Regions from separate parts of the Mus musculus genome. Here regions 1 and 3 are each linked to region 2. A link is a loop called in an ENCODE intact Hi-C map of the cell type or tissue named here. Cell type or tissue: heart. All regions are shown on one strand.

Evidence for each region. A loop is a pair of places that touch in the nucleus more often than their neighbours do. Peaks named below come from ENCODE experiments on the same cell type or tissue, not always from the same donor. Only the 100,000 strongest peaks of a DNase experiment are listed, where the experiment ranks them.
Region 1: a loop joins it to region 2, with 2.9 times the contacts of the local background. A loop is called at or near these places in 13 of 42 quality-filtered maps.
Region 3: it touches region 2 in a loop (2.0-fold over the local background); 4 of 42 quality-filtered maps call a loop at or near these places.

The regions. Positions count from the first base shown.
Region 1 is chr13:24,515,285-24,523,284 of GRCm38, reverse strand. It overlaps a transcript of Ripor2 not described here. Among named protein-coding and RNA genes, the nearest start is that of Gm22013, 33 kb to the right of the region's middle. In heart, a CTCF peak has its summit at 4,232 (motif pointing left); a DNase peak (open chromatin) is centred at 1,654; H3K27ac peaks cover 2,555 bases.
Region 2 is chr13:24,612,847-24,620,846 of GRCm38, reverse strand. It overlaps a transcript of Ripor2 not described here. Among named protein-coding and RNA genes, the nearest start is that of Ripor2, 22 kb to the left of the region's middle. In heart, a CTCF peak has its summit at 4,473 (motif pointing right); DNase peaks (open chromatin) are centred at 186 and 7,616; H3K27ac peaks cover 4,069 bases.
Region 3 is chr13:24,562,589-24,570,588 of GRCm38, reverse strand. It overlaps a transcript of Ripor2 not described here. Among named protein-coding and RNA genes, the nearest start is that of Ripor2, 72 kb to the left of the region's middle. In heart, no CTCF peak of the experiment used is centred here; DNase peaks (open chromatin) are centred at 4,518, 4,968 and 5,238; H3K4me3 peaks cover 282 bases; H3K27ac peaks cover 4,999 bases.

The DNA of each region.
Region 1 (8,000 bases), 98 kb after region 2:
CTTTGGCACAATTCACATAAAAATCCCAGTTAATGTTGAGACGATACTTGGAATCCATCTAGTTTAAGCTCCTACCCTGAGTTGACTTGTCTTCTGCAACACACAGACATTCTGAATTTAAGGATGTTAGTAATTCAAACCAGAAACGTACTATTTCTTTGTTGGAAATAAGCAAACAAACAACCTTGTGGGCTGGGGATACAGATGAGGGGATGGGATGAGGCAGGTCCAGGATCCTACGCTATGAACCAGAGGAGGAGGTGGACCAAGGGGGTGTGCTTAGGGTATGAACCAGTGGGTGAGATGGGTCAAGGGGTGTGCCTAAGGACATGAACCAAGAACAGCTTCCATGGCAACTCACTTGTTTCATTGCTCTGGAGTGATGCTCTCTATGCTAGCATTTTTTTTTAAAGACACAATTTGCTAAAATGCATGAGCAAAGTTGGAGCTAAGGTTTCCAGAATTCCCTGAAAGAAACAAAATTTCTCACTGGGAGCAGAACTCAGAATTTATATCCAAGTGGCTCCTTTTACCAAGGACGGAGTGAAGACCTACATTAAGTGATGTATTCCATTAAGGAATAGCTAGTGTTTGTGGCTAAATCTCAACACAGCTCAGATTTCTTCTCAGGACTCGAGAGACTATATGACTCACAGCGTTCAGTTCTTGGAGATAGATGATGACTAAGAGAAATTAAATTAAAAGGATCAGGGGTTTGTTTGACTTCAGAATGACTTTAACAGAATAACGAGATAACGCACCTAAGTTATCTGTAATGGCAGCCAGCTGGAGACCCATGCTCCTGGAGACAGGCATGGTGTGAACCTGGGGACATGATCACATCCCCTTGTGTCCCTCTTCGTAATGGGATCCTATTGATGGCCGCTCATAAGTGCCTGGTGGGAACAGGTATTTTGCTGCATCCATTTGGAAGAGATGTAGGGAGCAGCAGAAGGTGGGAAAGGAGGAGAAATGGAAGAACCAAGCAGTCACCAGGTCTAATTAGTCTGTCTCAGAGTCGCTGAATGTCCTGTATAATTTCCTTGCAAAATGACCAGGCTTTAATCCTTTCAGCGAGGTTAGTGGGCATGAAGACAAAAGCAGGAACTGACAAGTCCATGGAGTTGGCTGAGAGATTATGCTCTTGGCTCCTGCTATTGACTTTTTAGTTGCTTTCTTTGGTGTAGTACCTACACATATTTGACAAGCCCAAATAAGAATAAAGTCCGGGCAGGAACAATGACCCCTTATTAAATGCAGAGATAGTTATGAGTCACAAGAACTCAACAGAAAGCCTCAGTTCCGGTAATTAGCTTTTTTTTTTTTTTTTTTTTTTTTTTTTTTGTGGCATTTGATTTTGGGCTTTTTCTTTAATTATGCAGAACTGCCCAAAGTATTGAAACGGCAGGCTGGAACATGCTGCCTTCCGCAGGGGAGTAGAACTTCTCAGCCCTCGCCACTCTTATGAGCCAACCACTAATTTCATCCTGTCTCTCCCCTAAATGGAGTTGGAAACCTTCTAAGCCTTTTGTGTGAATCCAGGGGTGCTGGAAAATAGTCTGGCAAATTCTGACAAGCATCACTTCAAGAGTACATTTATGCCTTGGCTGAGAAGCCTGAACCAAAAGCTGCTGGGTTGTCATGGCAACAGACATACACACGCACCCGCTTCTGAAATGACACAACCTTCCCAACGGGACCGGCTGTGGAAGGCAAAGCTGGCTTATCCACGCGCTCAGAAGGGACGGTGCTTGCGACCCCGGTGTGGTGTCACAGGGCACGCTACCCCTTCTAGCTCGCTCACTGTCACCAAATTCTCAGTTTTCCTTCAAGCCCTGTGAAATTGATGCCAAACAGCAATGTCTGATTGCAAAATAATGACTACTCCATCCCAAAATGTTTTCCATACTTTTCCACAGAGGTTTGGGGTATTGCTCTCCTACACTGAAGGGGAACATGGGCGAGCCGGAAGGAAGCCCACCATAGCAGGAAGTGAAGTTGAGCAGGACTAGGAGGCCTTCCTAGGAACATAAAGGTCCCAAAATGAGCAGTTAAGTCATCACTCACTCTGGTAGTTCCTGAAGAACGGAGTATCCACAATAGAATGGAACTCATATGTGAAAACAACAGCCAACAATAAACCCACACAGGAAATAGCGCACACGGAACGGAAGCGAAATTCCTGAAGGTGAGCCTCAGCAAGTTACAACAGAGGGGAAGGCTGGAGCGCGTCCCTTCCATTAGGCTTGAAATGAAACCACAGGGACCTATTCATGAGAAGCAAAATTAGCCTCCAGTTCCATTTTTGTGACATTAGCGGTGGCGGTGAGTGCTCCACAGCTAGACTTAATTGGCACTAAACACCTGAGAGGAAGGAAGGCACAGAGAGCACCTGGGTCTTAAATGATAAGGTCTTCTTGAAGCTGGGAACATTCTGTACCTAGAGATGGAGCCAGCATCGCAAGCAACCCGAAAATCAAAGTCCATGTCTGTTGGTAGTAGTGGATTCATCCCATTTTTTCCCCTCTCTAGACCATAAATATTTGAGTCTAGATACTCTGAAGTTAAAGATCCCAGTCCCTCAGTTCTATTTTTTCTGTCTTGTGATTAGCCAAAAATTTTAATTCCAGTTTTAATTTTGGATTAAAATTTAAAAAAGAAAAAGTTTTAAAACCTAGGGAGAAAGATACTCTCATTGTGTATTCCTGGGTGTTACAGTTGGTTTTGGTAAATACATATGGTGCAGGAAAAGAACTAAAGGAGCCTGCCTCAGGAGACGAATGGAAAGGAAATCCAGCCAGCTGTCAAGTGTGGGGGCAGAGCATAGGGCCTGGAGTGGTGTTAGAGGAAAAGACACAGACCCTTTCTAGGCAGAAAAAAGCTCTGACGCTTGTCTCGGTTCCCGTTCTCCTCCGTATTACATCTACCCTATTTATATTATTGTTTTGTTTTTGAGACAGGGTCTTAATGTAGTTCAGGCTATTCTTAAACTTGCTATGCAGCTAAGTGGGGACCTTGAATATCTGATCCACCTGTGCAATGCCGGAACTTCAGGTTATGACACCACGCCCAGTTGTATTCTGTGCTGGAGATCAAATGGAAGGCTTCTGTGTGCACAGTCTATTAACAGCGGCTGCCTCTGCTCCCTAACCTTGCGGCCAGTTCAAGTGCGAGCATTTGAGATGCTCCGTCGCTTTCTCCGCTGGTAGCTATCTATCAAGTCCTTTCTCAAGATGTCTTCAGATGCCCATCTTTCACAAAATTCCCTCCACACCATGTCACCTGGGCGTGACTTCCCTGTCAGACATTATTTGTTCTCCGGTGTTACTCCAATGTGAAGAGTTACCACATAGCTGAAACGGACACCAGTGTATGAGCTGAGTGGGTTTCACCCAGCCACCGATGGGCAGGCAAGCACTAATAGAAAATCAGAAAGTTACCACTCTGCCCTGGAGCATCCAGTCTCAGCAGGAGTAAGCACATCTTCTCTCACTGAAGTCCAACCAGGAAGTCCAGTTAGGGGAAGGGGAGCCAATGACAGGCAGCAGAGGCAGAGACAGCCCCCTGTGCAACTGTTAGGAGACCCACATGAAGACCAAGCTGCACATCTGCTCCAAAAGAATAGGGGGGCCTAGGTCCAGTCCCTGCTTGGTTGATGGTTCAGACTCTGTGAACCCCATGGGCCCAGATTAACTGACTTTGTAGGTCTTCTTGCAGTGTCCTCGGCCCCTCTGGATCCCTCAGTCCTACCCCCCACTCTTCCACAAGTCCTGCCTGATGTTTGGCTGTGGGCTTCTGCAACTGTGTGTCCATCTGCTGCTGGATGAAACTGCTCAGAAGCTAGGCTCTCCTTCTCTGAGAAGGGGTGCGGGGAGGATAATGGAAGGAGGGACTTGTAGAGGTGGGACTTGGAGGAGAAGGGACTGCAATCAGGATGTACAGTGAATAAGTAAATAATAAATAAGAAAGTCTAAAAGTTCTGAAAACTCTAGAGCTCTTCTCTGTGAGGTTTGGAAATCATAGAATCTTTCAAACTCGCATTTCTGCGTCACCATGGACATATGAGAGTCATTGGAAAGCAGAAGTCTGTGACTAAAGTTCCCATCGCATCCAGGGAAGCCATTATATTGCATTCATGTATTTGGGGATGACATCAATTTCCATTAACGGCTATGCTCCTTGTTAGGTTTGTGAAATACCACTGTGGCGCCACCTTGTGGCCACTACCCAGAACGCTTACAGAATCTTGTACTTGACCATCACAGAGGTCTTGGCTCCTCACATCAATATTTTTATATTTAAAAAATAAAGTGAAATACAGCCTTGGAAAATCCTAAATCTAGAGAGAGCTTTTACAGTTTTTAGCTGAAGTGAACCCAGTGAGGATTCATAGTAGTTACCATGAAAACAAAATTAGAGTTTGTACTTGATATTCATTGCTAGATTTCCCTCAACATCATTGGGTTGTATTTCCACACTATTTCTTAAATAAAACTGGCCACTGGTCTGTAAAAGTTGCCATATTCCGTTTATGTTAATTAATTCTTCACAGGCCGTTTAACTTCTTTTTTTAAAAACTTGTATCCCTAATAATTTTTAATTAGTAGTAAGATCTCCATTGAGATTAGATCTTGATCAGGAAGGGGGAGGGGGGTGTGTGTGTGTTGTTTGTGTTTGTGTGTGTTGTGTGTGTTTTGTGTGTGTGTATGTGTGTGTGATGTGTGTATGTGTGTTGTGTGTATTGGTGTGTGTTGTGTATGTGTGTGTGTTTGTATGTATGGTGTGTGTGTGTTTGTGGTATGTGTGTGTGGTGTATGGTGTGTGTTGTGTATGTGTGTGGTGTGTGTGTGTTTGTGGTATGTATATGTGTGTGTGGTGTATGGTGTGTGTTGTGTATGAGTGTGGTGTCTGTGTTGTTTGTGTGTGTGTTGTGTATGTGTGTGGGGTGTGTGTGTTGTTTGTGTGTGTGTTGTGTATGAGTGTGGTGTGTGTGTGTGTTGTTTGTGTTTGTGTGTGTGTTGTGTATGAGTGTGGTGTGTGTGTGTTGGGGGTGGTGGTAAGTAGCACAGGGCATGCTCCATGCCTCCTGGCCATCCCCATTCACAGATCCTGGTGTCCTGGGGCTGGTGGGAGTTGCAGAGATCTGATTGAGGTACAGTCAGGGAGAGGGTGATTCAAAAGCTTCTATTTATTTAGTTTTAGAATCGTTCTAGACAAAGAACTGGAAAGAAATGCCCTTGGCATTTACATTTCTCCTACCTGGAAACAGTACTTGAAGTTTCTATAGAAATTCTCTACTGAATAAGAATGCTCTGGAAAACAGGGGAGGGGGTGTGGGGGTGGCAGGTGGAGGGTGGGGCACTAAGGATACTGACAGTGTGACCACTGTCAAGATGAGCCTGGCCTGGTGGTACATGCCTGTCATCCCAAGCTTGAGAGTCGGAGGCCAAAGATCAGGAATTGAAGGTCTTCCTTGCATTGCTGTCCCAGAACAAGAAAATCACAAAAGGAGGAGAACAGAGGAGGAAACTCACCGCCCCTCCTCCCCCACGAGCTCCCCAGGGAGGTCAAAGCCAAAGGTCCCTATGTCTTAACCTGAATGTCTGAGCTGGAAAGCTGTTTCACTATTCTAAAAATAAATAAAAGCCAAGGCTGGACCCTGGGTTTAAGACTCTGCACATTAAACCATCTGAAGGACAGCCTGGGAGGCGGTGATCTGTGGAACTCCTCCCAGCTTTGGAAACATTGGTTTTTGACTGTCAGTCATCCCCAGTTCCTGTGGTCCTTTAGTGAGTTCCGGCACGTGGGAAGCTGTGTTTCTTTGGGGTCAAAAGTCAGACTTGTAGGAGACTGAAGCAGGGATGGGTTTTGAGGTGTTGGTTTAATCCATGGGCTTCTGGGTTTCCAAAGGATGCTACATTTGCCCTCAATGCCAGCGTTCAGAAAACAAATTGTTAAGGGTAGACATCTTGTGTGGGATTAAAAGCCACAGGGATGCTCGGTTTTTCTAAATAACAAGTTTGTTTGTTTATAACAAGTTTGTTTGTTTGTTTGTTTGTTTGTTTCATGTAACCAGGCTGGCCTTGAATTCTCTATGTAGCTGAGAATAACATCTAACGCCTGATTTTTCCTTAATTTCCTGGTGTGCTATATCATAGACATATACCAGCCAATATGTTTATACAGTGCTGAGATCGAACCCAAGACCTTATACATAAGTAGGCTAACAACTACTCTACCAAAGGAACCAGTTACATCCCCAGCCCACACATGAACCATTTATGCCTGCATGCAGGTCTGTGTACCACACGTTTATAGCGCCTGTGGAAGAGAGCATTGTCTCTTCTGGGACTGGAATTACAGATGGTTTGAGCTGCCATATAGGTGTTGGGAGTCAAACCTTGGTCCTGGAGGAGCAGCCAGCAGAGCTCTTAACAGCCGAGCCATCTCTCCAGCCCCAAGGGAGCCACTTTTGAAAGCCTTTTACTCAGCAAGATAGTTCTATAAATGATTGTTACTTACAAGTTACAGACTGAACAAAACCACTCAGAACCCCATAAAAGCTTTCATTTCAGGCTACTGTGTGCAGAAAAGAGGGGCATTATTTTACTTCCATTTATTGACATGGTGATGGGGGTCCTTCTGTTAGATATTTGCATAGCTACAATATGCAGAGAAGACAGGATTGGGTTTCCCTTGGTAAGGCTTATGATAATGTACATGGGTGATCTAGAGAATATCTGTGCTAAGCAAATGAAAACCAACCACAGGGCTAGGTGTGAAAGGTTCATGTCTAATACTGGTGTCCAAGAGACTCACGCAAGAGGACTATCTTAAGATTTAGGTCAACCCAGGCTGCATAGTAAGGGCCAGACCAGCCAACGCTACAGAGTTAGGCCTTGTCTCATAAAAACAAACCAAAATGGAATGAAAAGAAGAAAAAGAAGAAGAAGAAAGAAAGGACAGAAGGCAGATTGCAGGCATGAGTGTTCTGAAGGACTTTGGAAGTTCAGCATGGCAGCCAGCGAGGCAGTCACTATAAATCCTTGGTTTTCCTTCAAAATGAGAATTGCCAGAACCCCTCAAACACTCATTATCCTATAAACACTCATTATCCTATAAACACTCATTATCCTATGGTGGTTGCTGTACATTTGTCTTCTCTTTTTGCTCTACTTTTTTTTTTTTTTTTTTTCTGAGACAGGGTTTCTCTGTGTAGCCCTGGCTGTTCTGGAACTCACTTTGTAGACCAGGCTGGTCTTGAACTCAGAAATCTGCCTGCCTCTGCCTCCCAAGTGCTGGGATTAAAGGCGTGCACCATCACTACCCAGCTACATTTTTTAAAGTTAAAAAAACCCAAACATATGCATATTTCTCAAAACCTCATTTGTATGAATTCCACAATATGAATTGTCACACAGTGATTTTCGAATTGGTGAACATTCCCTGTAAAACAGTGGCCCTCATCTTAAAAGGTCCTGGACAATTTCAAATAGAAAAAAATATATAGAGAGGAAAGTGTTAAGGATATGGAAAAAGATTGCCTCTGAAATGAAGATGGCGAGAGCCAAGAGGCTAGAGGCTGGGAGCTAGAGATTGCAGGCTGAGACTGGAGGGCAGGAAGCTGGGAGATAGAGGTTAAAGGTCAGGACTGGAAGCAGGAAGCTCTAGAGGCTGAGACCCAGAGAATAGCAGCTGAAGGCTAGAGGGGGCAGGAGCCAACAAAGGTTTGAATCTCCAGGAGACCATAGTTAAGGAGGGCAGTTTCATTAGACACTTCCTCTTTTTCTTTCAGCTTGTGTGTGTGTGTACGTGAGTGTGTGCATGAGTGTGTGTGTGCTTGTATCACTGCATGGATGAAGGTTAGAGGACAATCTGTAAAAGTTGATTCTCCCTCAGGGGACAGGAGTCTTGAACTGGTTGACTTTCTCTGCAAGATAAAGAATTAAAAGGCAGGAAAGTCTTGAGCACAGCAGATAGAGGTAGAGACATTGCAAACA
Region 2 (8,000 bases):
TCAACCCCCTTTTAGCATCGGCAGATCTAAATAGGTCACTGTGAGGTCACTGGAGGCCATAAATCAGAGGGTAGACTGGTGGCTGCTCTGGCCTGCATAGCTTTAGTTCAGTGTGCTATTTTGGTCTGTGTCCCTGAAGTGACACCATCTTGCTGGCACCAGCCAAAGAAAGCTTCCTAGACATCCATGGGAAGGGAATGTTCAGTGATCCAAGGCCGAGGTCACACAGGCATGAATAACTGTGGGGAGGTCTGTGTCTGCTCCGGACCCTGTGAGAGAGCAGGGAAATGATTTCCATCCAAACTGTTTATCCAGGAACCCAGGCTGGAAACGAACGGATCCAAACAGTCTTGGCAAACGGTGAAAGCAGAGAGTTACCAATTCTTCTTACTCTGTCAAACTAGGACAGCCTCTTCCTGCCTGCTTTCCAATCCCGTGTGGGTCCACTTGAGAACCCCAGATATTTTTGAGAAAGATCAAATACAGTTAAGTAACAATTATCGTATGCTTTTATATGAAAGGAAATGTAGAATAATCATAGAGCACCCCACCCCACCCCGCCCCAACACTCTTCCAAGGCTTGTGTTTTGTTTCCTTTACTTTTTCTGTGAAGTTTCAACCAGTCTGAGCTTCCTGGATTTATTGCTTTTATATATAATCTTAATTTAGTTTTCCTTCCCTTCCTTCCTTCCTTCCTTCCTTCCTTCCTTCCTTCCTTCCTTCCTTCCCTCTTCCTCCCTCCTGTCATGTTTTAATTTTGCAAGGGGCAAATGTAATTCACAAGCCATCTTGGCTCATCATCGTCATCATCATTAATTTTCTATCTCAACCTCAGTTTTCCCTCCCTCCTCTCCTCTCAGTCCCTGCTCCCACCTCCCCTTTGCCACCACTCCCCACTCCTCCATTTCTCCTGCCCCTCTTGGGCAACCAAGCATAGCATATCATGTAGCAGTAAAACTAGGCACCTCCCCTTGGAGTAAGGCTGGATAAGATCATCCAGCATGAGGGAAAAGGGTCCCAAAAGCCAAGAAAGGAATCAAAGACAGCCCCTTCTCCCACTGTTAGGAGTCCCACAAGAAGGTCAAGCTACACAATTGTAACATGTGTGCAGAGGGCCTAGGTCAGTCCTATGTGCAGAGGGGCCTAGGTCAGTCCTATGCAAGCTTCCTGGTTGGTGATTCACTCTCTGTGAGCCCCTGTGAGCCAAGGTTGGCTGATTCTGTGGGTTTTCTTGTAGTGTCCATGAGTCTTCTAGCTCCTACAATCCTTTCTCTCCATCTTCTGCAGGATTCTCTGAGCTCCGTCTAATATGTGGCTGTGGGTCTCTGCATCTGTTTCTATCAGTTGCTGGATGAAGCCTCTCTGATGGCTAATGGGGTAGGCACCAATCTATGAATATTGCAGAATAGCACTAGGAATCACTTCAGTAACTTTTTTTTTTTTCTGGGCATCTTTGGTTCTATCTTAGGTCTCTGGGCTATCCAGTCTCTGAGTCTTGGAGTGCCACGTAGTGTTAGGGCTAGGCTCCTTTACCTGATGTGGGGAAACATGTAGTTTTATAAACAGTCTACATAGAGAGGCAGAGCTTAGCTTGCATCCTAATTAACAATTTCTTGATACATTTTGAGAGCCTTTTGCTCTGAGGTAAAGTTTCCTTTGGAAAGGAAAGCACACAGACCAACTTTCTTTCTTTTTTCTTTTTAACGTTTAATTTAATGATATGGGTATTTTGTCTACACACCACATGTGTGCCTGCCAGAAGAGGGTGTCAAAACCCCCGGTACTGGAGCTACAGATGGTTGTGAGCCATCATATGGGTGCTGGGAATTGAACCTGGGTCCTCTGCAAGAACAGCACGTGCCAAGACTGACTGCCCTGGGGAAAGATGATACTTATTTTTTAAAAAATGAGTGAATTTGTTCCAAACACCTGCTAGTCTCTTCAGTCTTAGGCACTAGAGGCATCTAGTTCCTCTCCATATAGAAGCCATTCCCCTCCTTAATTTGTGTATTCACTTTACATTCTGATCAAAGCCCCTATCCCTCCTCACACAGGCCCTCTCCCCTTTCTTCCTTTGAGAAGGGGAAGGTACCCCTTGGGTACCACCCTACCCTGGCATACCTAGAAGCCTTCTTTGAGGAGACCGAAGAAGCTCCTCCAGGATATGAATGTGTGTGCCTCTGCTACCATGTGGCCTACCAGCTCTGGGAACAGAGAGAGCGGGCAAAACGTTTGCAGTTGGATGAGGTCTTGAAGTGAGATCTTAAGAGCTATGGGAACACAAGAGTCCAAGCGATACTTTGCACACACATTGTGAACTCGTGGGGTTTTACTGTCCCAATCATTGCACTGGACCGCAGCCACTGAGCAGTTCTCAAAACAGAAGCAGCCAGGCTGGGGCTTCCAAACCAGGAGGCTGCTAAGGTGCAATTTCCACGCTAACAGGCTGACTGACGGCCTTAGAACTGAGTCTTCCCGCAGGATTGGTGGTCTCTTCTCTGAAAGACAATCCATACAGTGGTGTGTCCACCACTGTCAAGGTTGCCTAGCAATGACATGGATGAATTCCCTTTAATTTGATAAGTGTGAAACCACAAAAAGAAACAGCGCATAGTGCCAGCAGTTGGATTTTCAATTTTTCAATGCCTTGATAATCGAATCACCCACTTTTCTATGAAAAGTTCATGGCTACTCGATAGTAACTGTTTTCCAATGACACAGTGAGGTTGTGGATGTCTAGAAAGCATGCTTAAGGCTGTGGGTGTGAGTGGGGGGTGGAGAGGGGAAGAGGGAGGGAAGAGAGGGAGGGAGGGGAGAGGAAGGGAGAGGGAGGAAGAAGAATTAGAGTGTTATGTGTAAGTAAACATCCTCTCTCTCTCTCTCTCTCTCTCTCTCCCTCCCCCTTTCTCTGGAAATAACAAGAGTGGCACCCCATGCTTCTTAGCTCTGTGAACCTTAACATTTTCTCTAACCACAGAGAACAAACAGGATCTCAGAGAGGCGGTGAGCGAACACCTTGTAAGCACTACTGGCTTTCTTTTCCTTTCCAGCTCTTTCTGCATCTGTACAAAACCTGTGAGAGGGGGAAGATGGTTCCTTTTAAAAAAAATATGTGTCAGCTGTAAAGTAACAGGGTTGCCCTAACAACAAGCTTCCTGAGTGGTTCCCTTCTGTGTGTGGGAAGAGACTCACTGTGTGGGGACTGCACTGCTTTCTCCAGCAGGTCAGAGAACAGAAAGCCCAGGGAAACCTGGGTGGTCATGCACTCCGGGTGCAAATGTCCTGATGGTGAGGTCAGGCAGAGAGCCGAGGTTTTTAGAAATGATGTCTCAGCAAAGAGAGTCAAAGTGGGGGATGAGTGGGAGTGGAGGGATTCGTATGAGCAAAGTACAGTACACCCAAGTGTGTGAAAATAAAACCCATCATTTTGTATGCTAGCTGAAATAATTTAACAGGAAAATGGAAACAAAACAAAACAGAGGCCTCAGACAATGGATAAGTCTTGTGCTTTCAATACAGGATGAGGCTCAGAGAGGATCAATGACCTGCCCATGTTCCGGCAATTCTACATGGCAGGGAAAACAGAATCCCCATTCTATGACATGAGTGTATGTTTGCAAGCACGGCAGTAAGTACATTACTGTTCACGGAGTACTAGTCTAAGTACTTCCCTGGAATAGGCTGTAATCTGCACACAGTCCCAGGAGGTTTGTGCTCCATTTCTCAAGTGAGTAAACTGGAGGACAAGGGGTTAGACAATCTGTTTGAGGTCACAAAGCAGATTAACGGGCAAAACCCAGGCAGAGCCTACACATTCCTTCTTAAAGTGAGATACTACTTAAAACCCAGGTCCCACATGAACTAGCAGTGAGCCATGACTGTGAAAACCAATGAAAGCGTACTGATTGGTGTTCTCGAAGGATTCGCTCTGGTCTCTAAGGAGTAAGTTAACCAATATGCTCCACGGAAGAGCAAGACAAATAGTTAGGACCCTTCGATGAAAGCTAAGCTATACAGCCAAATGGATGCTGCAATCTCACATTGCCATTGAGGAAACGGAAGTTACATTGCAAAACCTGTGCAAGACAGAACTAGAATTCAAGTCTAAAGCTGCTCTGAAATGACACCGGTCACTGAGGATAAAATAATGGCGTTGAGGGGGATAAGTGGTTAAGAGCATGGGCTGATCTTCTAGAGGACCTGGGTTTGATTCCCCGCACCGACTGACATCTCACAACTGTCTGTTAAGCCTATCCCAGGACACCAGACACTCTCCTCTGGTCTCCACAGATGTCAGGCATGTGGCACATAGACATAGATGCAGGCAAGCAACCCGTACATATAAAACAATAATTTAAAACAATGACCTTGATAGCTATGGGTGCTCAGCAGGAGGTCTGCAGATTGGCGGAGCCCTGCTTTGTGATCCTTCCTTTCAGGATGGGCCCATGCCTGATCCAGGCTTGTGCTCTGACCTGTAGATGGCGCTCTTCGGCACCGGACCCAGATACAAAGAAAAATCCCTCTGGATAGGAAAATGTGGACTGGACATTTTAGAGTGTCACACCTGGAGGGAAAAGTGGCTGCAAAGTAGGCGATTATCCAAAGTAGGCGAATCTTTCTAGTTGTAATTGTTAACCTGGTTTCTAAGTAACCACCAACTCCAGGAGGGGAAGTCAAAGAACAGAGAGCCCAAGCCTAAGACTTCAAGACACCCGCCGTTCTCAGTGCCCATCAGTCAAGCAAAGCATCAGATGGAAGCCTGAGTCACCAGCAGCAAAGCTCAACAGGGATCCCTCTCACCAATAGACACTGATAAAAACCCCAATCATGATCTTATCTTACTTTTGTTTTTGCTTATTTTTTTTCTAACAAGATCACACTGTGTAGCCCAAGCTGGCCTTGAACTCCTCACCTTTGCCTCCTAAGTCTTGAGATTAGAGGCGTGTGCCACCATGCCTGGCCTGCATTATTATCGTATGATGTCATTTACATTTTCTTTTGACACAATGTCTCTCATAGCTCAGGCTGGACTCAATGTACTATGTAGCCGAGGATGCCCTTGACTACCGATCCTCCTGTCTCCACACACCAGTGCTGGAATTACAAGGATGTGTCCCCGGGCCACACTCATAAACTCTAATTTTAAATATTTCTATGGCTAAAACAAAGTAAGCGTAGATAGCAGGAATAGCCTGGAGCACAGGGCTTCTCAGTGCACACACTTGATTCTTACCTGGTTGAACTTGTAAGATTTAGGAGACAGGGTACACCCCCTCACTCCCAGTATCCCTTTTATACTACTTAACAGACTTAAAAAAAAAAAAAACCCAAACAAGGTATTTTATGAAAAATCTGAGGTTCCCCCAGTCCCAATTCCCATCCATTTAGGCAATTCCAAATTCTAGAAAGGTTTTTGCCTATGACCCATCTGGTTGCAGCATTAGAATAAGACATCTGGAGGTTACTGCCTGCCTTTTTAAAACACTAAGCCCAACTGCACGATTAACTGAAGATCTGTGAATCGAGATGGAAAGCTAAGCAATGCCAGAGGGTGTCGGGTGTGCCCAGGATTCAACCCCGACCCCCTACACACACAAGGAAAAGAAAAATGAAGAGCCTGGTAACAAATGAATGTGACAGAACAAAGGGAGGGGGACAGCCAAGTAGAAGGAGGGATGGAGGGAGGAGAAGGATCTAGGAAGAGAAGGGGGTGGGAGGTGGGAGGAGAGGAGGGCTGGCTGGTCACCAGGAGAAAGAAGCCCTCTGGCCCCATTCATTCAGTTCCTACCCCAGGGCCTGGCACACACAAAGTACTGTGACAGCCTTCCCTTTGGATGTCATCAAAGAGCACACATATGAGGGACAAAGTATAAAATCTCCGTTCTATTTTTCTGGCCTAAAGCAGATCTTTACTTAGCTGTAATCCTTTAAAAACATAACCTTCGGAACAATCGCTCAACTGCAATGTCCTTGCCTTGCCTTGTGCCCCATTATGATCGCCTTGCTCCGAACAACTATCTTCCTTCATACAAAGCACTTGAAAGGTTCCCACAGTAGAGCAGCGCAGCCTGGCTCCTGCCAGAGAGATGGGTTTACCTTCGCCAAAAATGTCATCCTCTTCATCCAGAAGATCCTCAGGGTCAAGGAATTGCATTGTGGGAAGACCAGGAGCTGAAGGCACTCACAACCTAGGACACACGGGAGCCACTTTAGCTCTGAGCAGCCACACTGCCTGGGAGGCGATTTCCTTCCCCACAGCGGATTGCCCAAGCCCTGGGGAGGGCAGCTTCCGCATCTGCCCTGAAGAAAGCAGCTTCATTCATATGAAAAGCCTTCTGAAACTTTTTGCAGTGTGAACTCCAGGTGAGGTAATTCTCACCACTGAGAAGAAAGACTTGTTTCGGAAGGGGATGCAGATCCAGTCGGATTCCAGCATAGATATCACTCAGGCAGAGTTTGATAAGTTCTATTTCAAAGCACCAACTTTCATATTTCTTTGAGAGGACGGTGGGCTCTTAGCTTTCCTGCTTATGAATCTCAACACAATGGGTAGTGTTGAAAGAGAAAGGCTCACATTTCTCATATCTTGCTTTTGCTTCAATGACAGTTTATTTGAAAGTAAAGCAAGCCTTGTGCTACACCAAAGCCTGCATTTGGAAGACATGAGCTTTTTTTTTTTTTTTTTTGTTTGTTTCCCTTAGCAACAGTTGCGTTTTCCTCCTTTGTAAACCTCTTTCATTTGAGGGCAACTTTAGAGTAACACTTAAAGCAACTGTAGCATTCACCCGGGCTTTTCCTAGTTCTAACCAACCCACATCAGTGAGCAGATAATAGGTCTGTGTCTGACAATGTCCATTGCATAACATTTACTCATTCTGATACTTAGGACTTTCATCAGTAAAGAGGAGGAAGAAGAAGAAGAAGAAGAAGAAGAAGAAGAAGAAGGAGAAGAAGAAGAAGAAGAAGAAGAAGAAGAAGAAGAAGAAGAAGAAGAAGAAGAAGAAGAAGAAGAAGAAGAAGAAGGAGAACAAAGAAAATGTAGCTTAAAAAACAAACAAACAAACAAAAAACAACCCAACCCAGCAGCAGTCCCTCCAAAAGGGAGGAGTTAAAGCCCAGCTTTCACGTGACCACCAGTGGTTTGCACCACCACCCAGAACTACCCAACAGATTCCACCAGTGTGTGACAGATAGATACTACAACCCCATCTGGGGCTTTTCTAGAGGCAGAAGATGCAAATGAAGGAAGGTGTCAGTTGAGGAGCTGTGGTTCACCCCAAGTGTTTATTTTTAGTCTTGTTTACTGTGTGTTTTTGAAGACTCCCAGTGTTACCTTTGCGCTGAGAGCCCGTTCCTTCCTTCTGTAACTGCCTTGGAATTATGCCAATTGTTTCCCAAGGGGAATCTTGATGGTAGGGCTAAGCAAGTCAAGCAGTTAACCCAGGGGTCAAGAGTCGTTGAGGATGGACCAGCAGCACTATCGAGGGTCTATCTATGAACCAGTTCCTATGGGGAGGTTCCCCCAAAAGTAGGGACATGCTGAGTCCTGCTGGGATCACCGGCCATCTCAACCAGGGCAGAGACTGCCCTTCAGGGAAAGCCTAGAAATGCTGTGTGCTGGGATTGAGCAATGGCTGGGGATCATTTATGGTACATGGGTCTTGCCCCTTAGGGCAGGACGCTTCCTGCAAATGGACAGGAACTGCCCATTAGGGTAGGAGGAACTGTCTTGTCCCAAAAGCCAGTAGTGTTCACTCGAAAAATAGCAAGAGGCAGACAGCTTGCCCTAGATCTCCGTTGCTTCTGGCCACCCACCTCCTTACCCCAGTTCCTATGAAAATGCTATTTCTGGTGAATTAATAGCATAAGCTGAGTGAATTAGGTCCAGATGTCAGAACCTGGCTGTGGTATAGAGTTTTATCTTGCGCAGTTGAGACAAAAGAGAGGATGGGAGCCGAGTCGTTCTCAGCCATCGCCCTGTGTTCGTAGCCTCGTCA
Region 3 (8,000 bases), 50 kb after region 2:
TGAGGAGGCTGTTTACAGAATGGGAGAAAAATTTTGGCGGACTGTGCACTGGGCAGGACATAAATATTTGGCAACTATAAAGAAGAGCCCTTTTGACAAACAAAACAAACAATCCCTCCCCCACAAAAACCAAACTAAGCAAACAAACAAAAACTCAATAGAAAAACAAAGCAAGACACAGCTGCCTGTGCATCTTGGAGGGAGGGCAGCCATCATCAGGTTGAGAGGGTGCCGTGGAATTTTACAATCTTCTTGCTGTTTGAGAGCCCACTTACTCAGTTCTGAGGACTCAAGTCATCAGCGTGTGAAAGAAAAGTAGACATGCTCGTTGACTGCCCCAGAGGTAACCTTCCTCGCCCCATTTACTAATCTAGAATCATGAGATGCACAATAGGTTCGGGGTAACCACCCTGGATGTCAGTCATGACTATGGACAGTGGGGTTGGCCGGTTACTTTTAGACAAGCCTGTGAGGGAAAGGCAGGGCTCAATGTGCCTACACCAAGCACAGAGCCTCAGCCTTCTCATCGCTAGGATGAGAGAACTTCTCAGTTCACTGATGCCTTAGGAACCACGGTACTGGCCTACAGGGAGCACAGTGAAGGTGTGGCTGGTTCTCAGGCTTACAGCAAGGATGCTGTTGTTAATCTGCAAGCTCATACTGTGGTGTCAGGCCCTTACTCTGAGCTCCAGTTCCCTTGCTTTCAACAAGAGGTCGACAAGTTTCAGAGTTCTAAATTCACTTTTGCTTTTGAAAAAAATCCTACTCGTCATACATCAATTGTGCAGTGCACCGGGATTCATCATGACATTTTTATATGTGTACAGCATGTTCTGGCCATAATTACATGCCTTCCCCTTTCCTCCTCTATCTTAATATTTGTATAAAAAATCTAAATTCCACATATGGGAGAAAATTGTAATATTTGTTTTTCTGAGTCTGGTATTTTTCATCTAAGTGGGAGAGAGGGGAGCAGGAGAGGCTGATGGGAGATATGTGCTATGAAAAATGAGGGATACTCATTGGAGGAGGAAAAAAGGAGAAACAAGAGATGAGAGGGGAAGAGGAGGCCGATGGGGAAACAATAAGAACAAAGAATAATGCTATATCTGGATTTAAATGTCACAACGAAACATTTCTTTATATGCTAACCAAAATATTAATTTTAAAGCGTAAAGAAAAATATTTTTAAATGATCTAGGATGACATGTAAATGCCCAGTAAGTGTTGCAGTTACTTCTGGTTCAAGAATTTCATAGCAATACCTGCCTCTCAGGGACGGATGACATGAGGAGGTCCCAGTGGGAGTGGTGACGGTTGGGAGCTGACAAGACCTACACCTGCTGGGGGAAAGTGCCAGCTGTAGAGAGATCTGTGTGCTTACAAAGGATTTCCCTGTTTGTGACTACTGTCCCATCACCAGCTCTTTTGTGTGATTGGCCTTCCTACATTCTCTATCACTCTTTAGGTGGTAATGATTTATTGAATTGAAGCTTCATCTTTTCTGCCCTGTACTCTTCTAAACTCTGGCCTGGTTTTTCTGTGCAGAATGAACTGTATCCTAACATATGTGTAAGGAGACTGTGTGTGACACGCTCTTGCGACAAGGGGATGAGCCTTGAACAAGTGATGTGACCGAATGCTAAAACCACGTTCACACAAGACAGATATGAGTGTACCCAGCCCTGTTGACTCTGCTCGCCGCTTCCGGGCTCTGCTGGTTACTTCATTTTTGCTCTGGCTATAAATATTTCCCACCCATGCACGGAGGCAGCATGCTCAACTACCTGAGGTTCAGATTGCTGTCTGATTCTAGAATTGTAAAATGGTAATTAAGGCCCACAGAATGGCTGGACTTGGTAGTGCATATCTCTAATCCTAGCACTGGGAAGGCAGAGGAAGATGAATCTCTGAGTTTAAGGTCAGCCTGGTCCACACAATGAATTCCAAGACAACCAGGACAATGTTGAGAGGCCCTATCTCAAAACAAAGAAACAAACCCTCAAAATTACATATTTGTTGTCATTTTGTCTATTTTTTTATTTAAAAAATTCTTGCTCTATAACCCACTGAGGCCTTGAATTTTCAATCTTCCTGGTTTTGCTTTCTAAGAATTACAGGTGTGTAAGCATGCTTGGATTAACTTTAAATGTTAATAGCCAGATATAACCAGCTCTTGTTTTTCCACTGTCTTACACCTTATCCATATGTTGCTGAGACCTTTGGTTTTCTCCTTTCCCACACAATCTATATTTTGGGAAACCAAAAACCCAAAGAAGCAACCTACAAAGGGCTGAATGTGTGTGGAATGAGACAGCATTTCCCCTGGCTTTTAGGCCATAGATGACCTTGTTTCTTATGCGTTCAAAAGGCACACTATATGTATATTATCCTATAGGAAAGACTGTGCCCACTCCCAAGTCTCTCCCAAGCTACGTCAGTATGCCTACACCATCAGGTAGAACTGCGTCTACCTTACACTTGGGTCTTCTGTTTTGAAAAGGTCCAAGAGGGTTAATGTGAATGGAATTTTCTTCCTGTAATCAGGTGGCAGGACTGGGTAAGGATTAATACTAGTGTGTGGGAATTCCTCAGGCTCTGCTTTGCTGGAGAAGGGAAAGGCTAGCTCTTATGACTTCCCTGTGGGCAGTGGTGGCTGCACTCCTTTAATTCCTACATCATGATTGGACCAGACCCAAAGGAATGGGTCTATCTGTCATCTATATGATGAGTTTTAGTTCTGAGAGTCTTAAGTTTAGTGTGACTACAAGTTGTCAATATAGCATGAAGATAAGAAACACAGGATTTATAATCGGATAATGCAACTCTAATGACCATGTAGCTATGGGCCAGCTGTGTAAGTGACCCCCACACTTGGCCACCATTCTTCCTCTTATGATGGGAGCAAAAATAGATACATCACAGAAACGAAATGAAGGTGTGCAATTGAAGCATCTGGCACGTAGTAGGACCTCAACAAACCAGGCTGCTGCTGTCTAGCATGAGGCCATGTTTTGGCCACTGATACAATACTATAAGGAGAGAGAAGAAGTGGGGGAGGCAGCCCAGACCCACAACAAGTGCTCTGAGAACAAACGTTTGGAGAGGAGATTTTGGGGAATCCCGTCCCAAATAGTTTCTTGGCCGCCAGGAATCGGTGAAACCCAAGCGTGCCTTTGCTGTTGCTGCTGGAACTGACACTAAGAGCACTGCTAAGAGCACTTTGAAGTCCCTCCCATCCACTCTGCCTCCATGCAGGGGTTTGTGTTTCCTAAGGAGTGCCCTACTTTCTCTTCTCTCTCTTACTAACACTGACCCAAAGTGAAAGCACCCGCTTGTAGTAATTACAATCCGACAGCACTCTAATTTACCAAATATGCACAGTTTTGTGACCATGGATCTGTACACGTATACATTTAGTTTGCATGTGGGTGGGCTCATGCTGTAGTGCACGGCACATGTGGAGGTCAAAGGATGATTTGCAGGAGTTAGGTCTTTTCTTCTCCCATGCGAATCCCAGGGATAGAACTCGGGCTGTCAGGCTTGGCAAGAGCTCTTGCCTGACAAATCACCTCATTAGCCCATAAATCGATTTTTAAAAAATAGCATTATATACCTCCCTGGTGTGTGAAAATAAGGGTCTATCGAAGCCTGTGGTTGTCTTCCCTCCCTTCTCCTCTTGCCATGTCCAAAATGTGACTATTGGTTATGACTTAGGAAAATAATCAGCTCTTCACACCTATGAGGTACAGCCTAACAAGGAGTGGTAGGAACACAACCTGAGTCAAGTCTGTTGGAGCACAGAGAGCACCTGCCACACAGGGGTACAAGCAGGACTAAGAGCTGGTCACAAGAGTCCCTGGATGCTATGGATGTACCTTTAAATTCTGTATTTAATATTTTAAAGTTACATTTACGTACGTATGTATGTATGTATGCATGAATTGTGGGAATGGGCACATGTATAGAGATCAGAGGGCAATTTTCCAGAGTCATTTCTATTCTAGTACCATGCAAGTCCCCTATAATGGAACTCAGGTCATTAGACTTGGTGGCAGACATCTTTATTGACAAAACCATCTTTCCAGTCCATGGTGTCTTGAAATAGGGTCTCACTCAGTAGCCCAGGCTAGCTTAGTACTGACTATGTAATATAGGTTAGACTTAAACTCACAACAATCTTGCCTTAGCTTCTGATATGCTGGGATTTCAGGTGTGACCCATTACAGTGCCTCTGCCCTGACACTTCCTTCCATACTTTAGCCTACCTCCTGACTTCAAATCACACCAGAGTGCATATCACTGGGCCAACCAGTGTGGGAGAGAGAGGCCAGGCCCAGAGGTGTGGAGAGCAGGCATACAGCCTTTCCCAGGGCCTCTGAATGGCCTCATTCATTCACTGTTCCAGGCTTCTATCGCAGATAGCTCCACTTCCCTTCCCTGTGGAATAACTTTCCCCACCTCCCTATGAGATACAAAACCAGGGCTGACTCCCAAATAGTTGGAATTCTTTTCTCTGAGTTGCACTGACTTAGCTCTGCTCTGTTTGAACAAAAGGGCGTAGGATTTGGACACGTCCCAAGAAGGTTATAAAGAATTTTATCTTGGGATAAGGCTCTCAATGGCTGCTCTCTGAATCCTGGGGGCCCAGTGGCTTCTGAGAAAGCAGAAAGCACTTATCAGCCAAACAAATATTTTTCCCAGCTTCCCTGCCAGTGGAGCCACAATGGAGTCTACCACAAAAGCCCACATAGATGCTTGCTTACCCTGCACACCCTCTGCCTTTAGGAAGGAAATAGATAAGAATAAAACCAAACGCAGAGAAAGGCTGTCACTCTGCTGCTGTTGTCCGCAGACACCCTAGCTGGATCCTCACTGTCCCTGCAGTGGTTGTGGAGTGAAGCATATCCATCCAGAGCGACTGGGCTATGTCCCTGGCCTGCCCGGTTTTGCTTTGTGTCACACACTCTGGAATGTTTGGACTTTGTGATAATACCATAGACACTGAGTCATATTGCCTAGGGTCCAACCCCCACCACTAATCCAGCTCACTAATCGTGCAACCCTGGGTAAGTCACTTGAGCTCTGTGCCACAGATTTGTAATATGTAAACTATAGAATGCAGAAGCAGCCACTTCATTGGCTTGTTGGAATCATTCAATGAGATGGAATTTGTAAGAGGCTTAGAGGCATTTCTGGCACTCAGTAAATGTTCAGCAAATGGAACTTTTTCCCTCGTAGCTCAAGCCCAAGCATGGAAGGGGATTCCTTTGCCGCTCAACATTCCTGGAGCAGGGAGCGGGACAGTTGTCTCCAGCCTGTGGTTCAGCCTCCACCATGGAATGCAGGACATGGTGAAAAGAGCCCCAGCCCAGGCCTTTGGCTCAATGTCTCCCTTTCCAAGATTAAGAGGGCTTTAGCAGTTTCTAACTTCCAAAAAAGATTTGTTTTTTTGGTAATAAAAGGAAAATATACTCATGAAAAAATTCATGCACTACTTAATAACATTTACAAAATTAAGACAAAATGCCCTGAAGTCTGGCTTTGTACAGAGAAAAATAAAAGGTTATGGGTTTGTGTGTTGCTGTTCCTTCCAGGACCCAGATTCTTTGAGCTCTGCTGTCTACTGGAGCAAAAGGAATTATCGAGTGGTGGCGGCGAGCAGTGGGCACTTGCTGCGTCCAGATGCCAGGGAGACGCACGGAGGGAGGGGTTCCCGTCTACTCTGCCTACATGCTTACTACTGCTTGAGGAGGATCTGGTCCCACTAGTGTTGCAGTTAGCCAGGGAGCTATGTCTGCCACACAGGACCCTGGGAGTCAAATTCCAAAGTATATGCGCATAATATGTCTTCCTAAATAATCAACTGTAGCTCAGTAAAATCTAAAAAGATGGAAAGAGAATTTCAGTAGTGAAATCTCTCTCTTTCTGTGTTTCTCTTTCTGTCCATCCATCTATTCTCTCTCTCTCTCTCTCTCTCTCTCTTTCACACACACACACACACACACACACACACACACACACACACACACACACACACACACACACACACAGAAGGAGGGGGAGGGAGGGAGGGAGGGAGGGGGAGAGAGAACTACCTTTGAATAAGGCGTCCCCTACTTGTTAAGCCCTCTGTAGGTGCTGGAGAGATGGCTCAGTAGATAAAGTGCTGGCCTCTTGAGGGCTGGAACTTGGATGTCCAGCATCCAAGTGAGAAGCTTGGCAGCTGCAGCAGCCTGCTGAAATCCCAGCACTCCAGAGGCAGAGCCAGAGGATCCCAGGGCAAGCCTTACCAGAACTGGTGAGCTCCAGGTTCAGCTAGAGACCCTGCCTCCATAAACAAAGTATAGAGAGACTGAGAAAAACTCTCAAGCTCTACTTCAAATTTCTACACACATGTGCTCACACACAGGGGAACACATGTGCACAAACACATGAATGTAATGTATATGTACCACACATTCCTTGCAAGAGAAAAAGATTTTTTTAAGACCATATGACAAACTATCTACTATACTCATTTTATACAGAGAGGGGCACAGGAGTATCTGCATAGGGTATTACCCTCTTCTCTCTTTATGAATGGTGCAATAGTCAGTTTGTTCGATGCTTCTAACAAGGTCTTAATAAGTAGGAAATACCGCCATTCAAAGCTAGGTGAGTAAGTGTGTGTGTGTGTGTGTGTGTGTGTGTGTGTGTGTGGTATCATTATTGAAGATCTTTTCCCAGGACTACCTCATCTTTTAAAATAAATTTACTGACGTAGAGTTGGTTAGCTAGAGACATATATCCTGCCTGTAAGCTTTCAAATGTGATCCCCTGCATTTTAATATGGTGGAGACAGCTACCTGTGATAGAAATAGCTTACAATGGTTTATCTTCATTGTCAACTTGACCAGATTTAAAATCATCATGAAAGAAAAAACACCTTTGGGGCTATCTGTGAAGGTGTTTCCAGAAAGATCTAACTGAGGCGGGAAGGAGCAGCCTGAGTGCAGGATATACCATGCAGTGGGTTAGACCCCAGACAAGAGTAAGCTGAGTGTCAACGTTCATCCTTCTCTACTCCCTGATCATGGATGAGATGTGACATCACATTTCCTTCACTAGCCTTTCCCCCATCACTATGGATGATACTCCTCAAACCCTAGCCAATGTAAGTCCTTCCTGTCTTAGGTTGTTCTTGTGCATTTGATCACAACAATGAGTAATCCATAGCTTTCTTGACTTGTCTATAAAAAACAAACCCACATAATATGCAAAGCCCTGAATTTGGACCCCATCACTGATGATGGTGGTGGTGATGGTGGTAGTGGTGATGGTGATGATGGTGGTGGTGGTGGTGATAGTGGTGGTGATGATGGTAGTGGGGGGATGGGGATGATGGTGGTGGTGGTGATGGTGGTGGTGATGATGGGGGGGATGGGGATGATGGTGGTGGTGATGATAATGGTGGTGGTGGTGTCGATGGGCCTGCCTATTGTAGTTTTCTACAGCTAATAATGGTCTGGTGGAGTTCTATCCAATAGGATATAAGGGATAGTTCTTGTGATTTCTAACTGTTCTAAACGTGTAAAACACATAGTTCTTTGGTTCTCTTCCCCTCTGCTGGTTTGAATTAAGGCAAGATAGCTGGAACTGCAGTGGCCCTGACAGGCAATGAGAAACAAGTCAAATGTGGACAATTGATGGTGAGGATATAGAAGAAGCCTGGGCCTTGAGACCTGGGAGAACTCCCACTCCTCCACCATTTGCCTGCAGCCTTCTGCTATGAGACAGAACAAGAAAGTTCTACATTTCCTCTCTCTGTTTGCCCCTACACATACATGCCTACTTCAGATATGGTAGACAAATTCCAGTTATCTATAAAGTGGGATAATAACTCTTATCTTAAAGAGGACTGAATGAAGAATGCATTCAAAGCACTTGGACCCCACAGCAAATGCTCCACTAAACATGAGCATTGACCCCCACAATTATTTACATGAATAGACTATCTG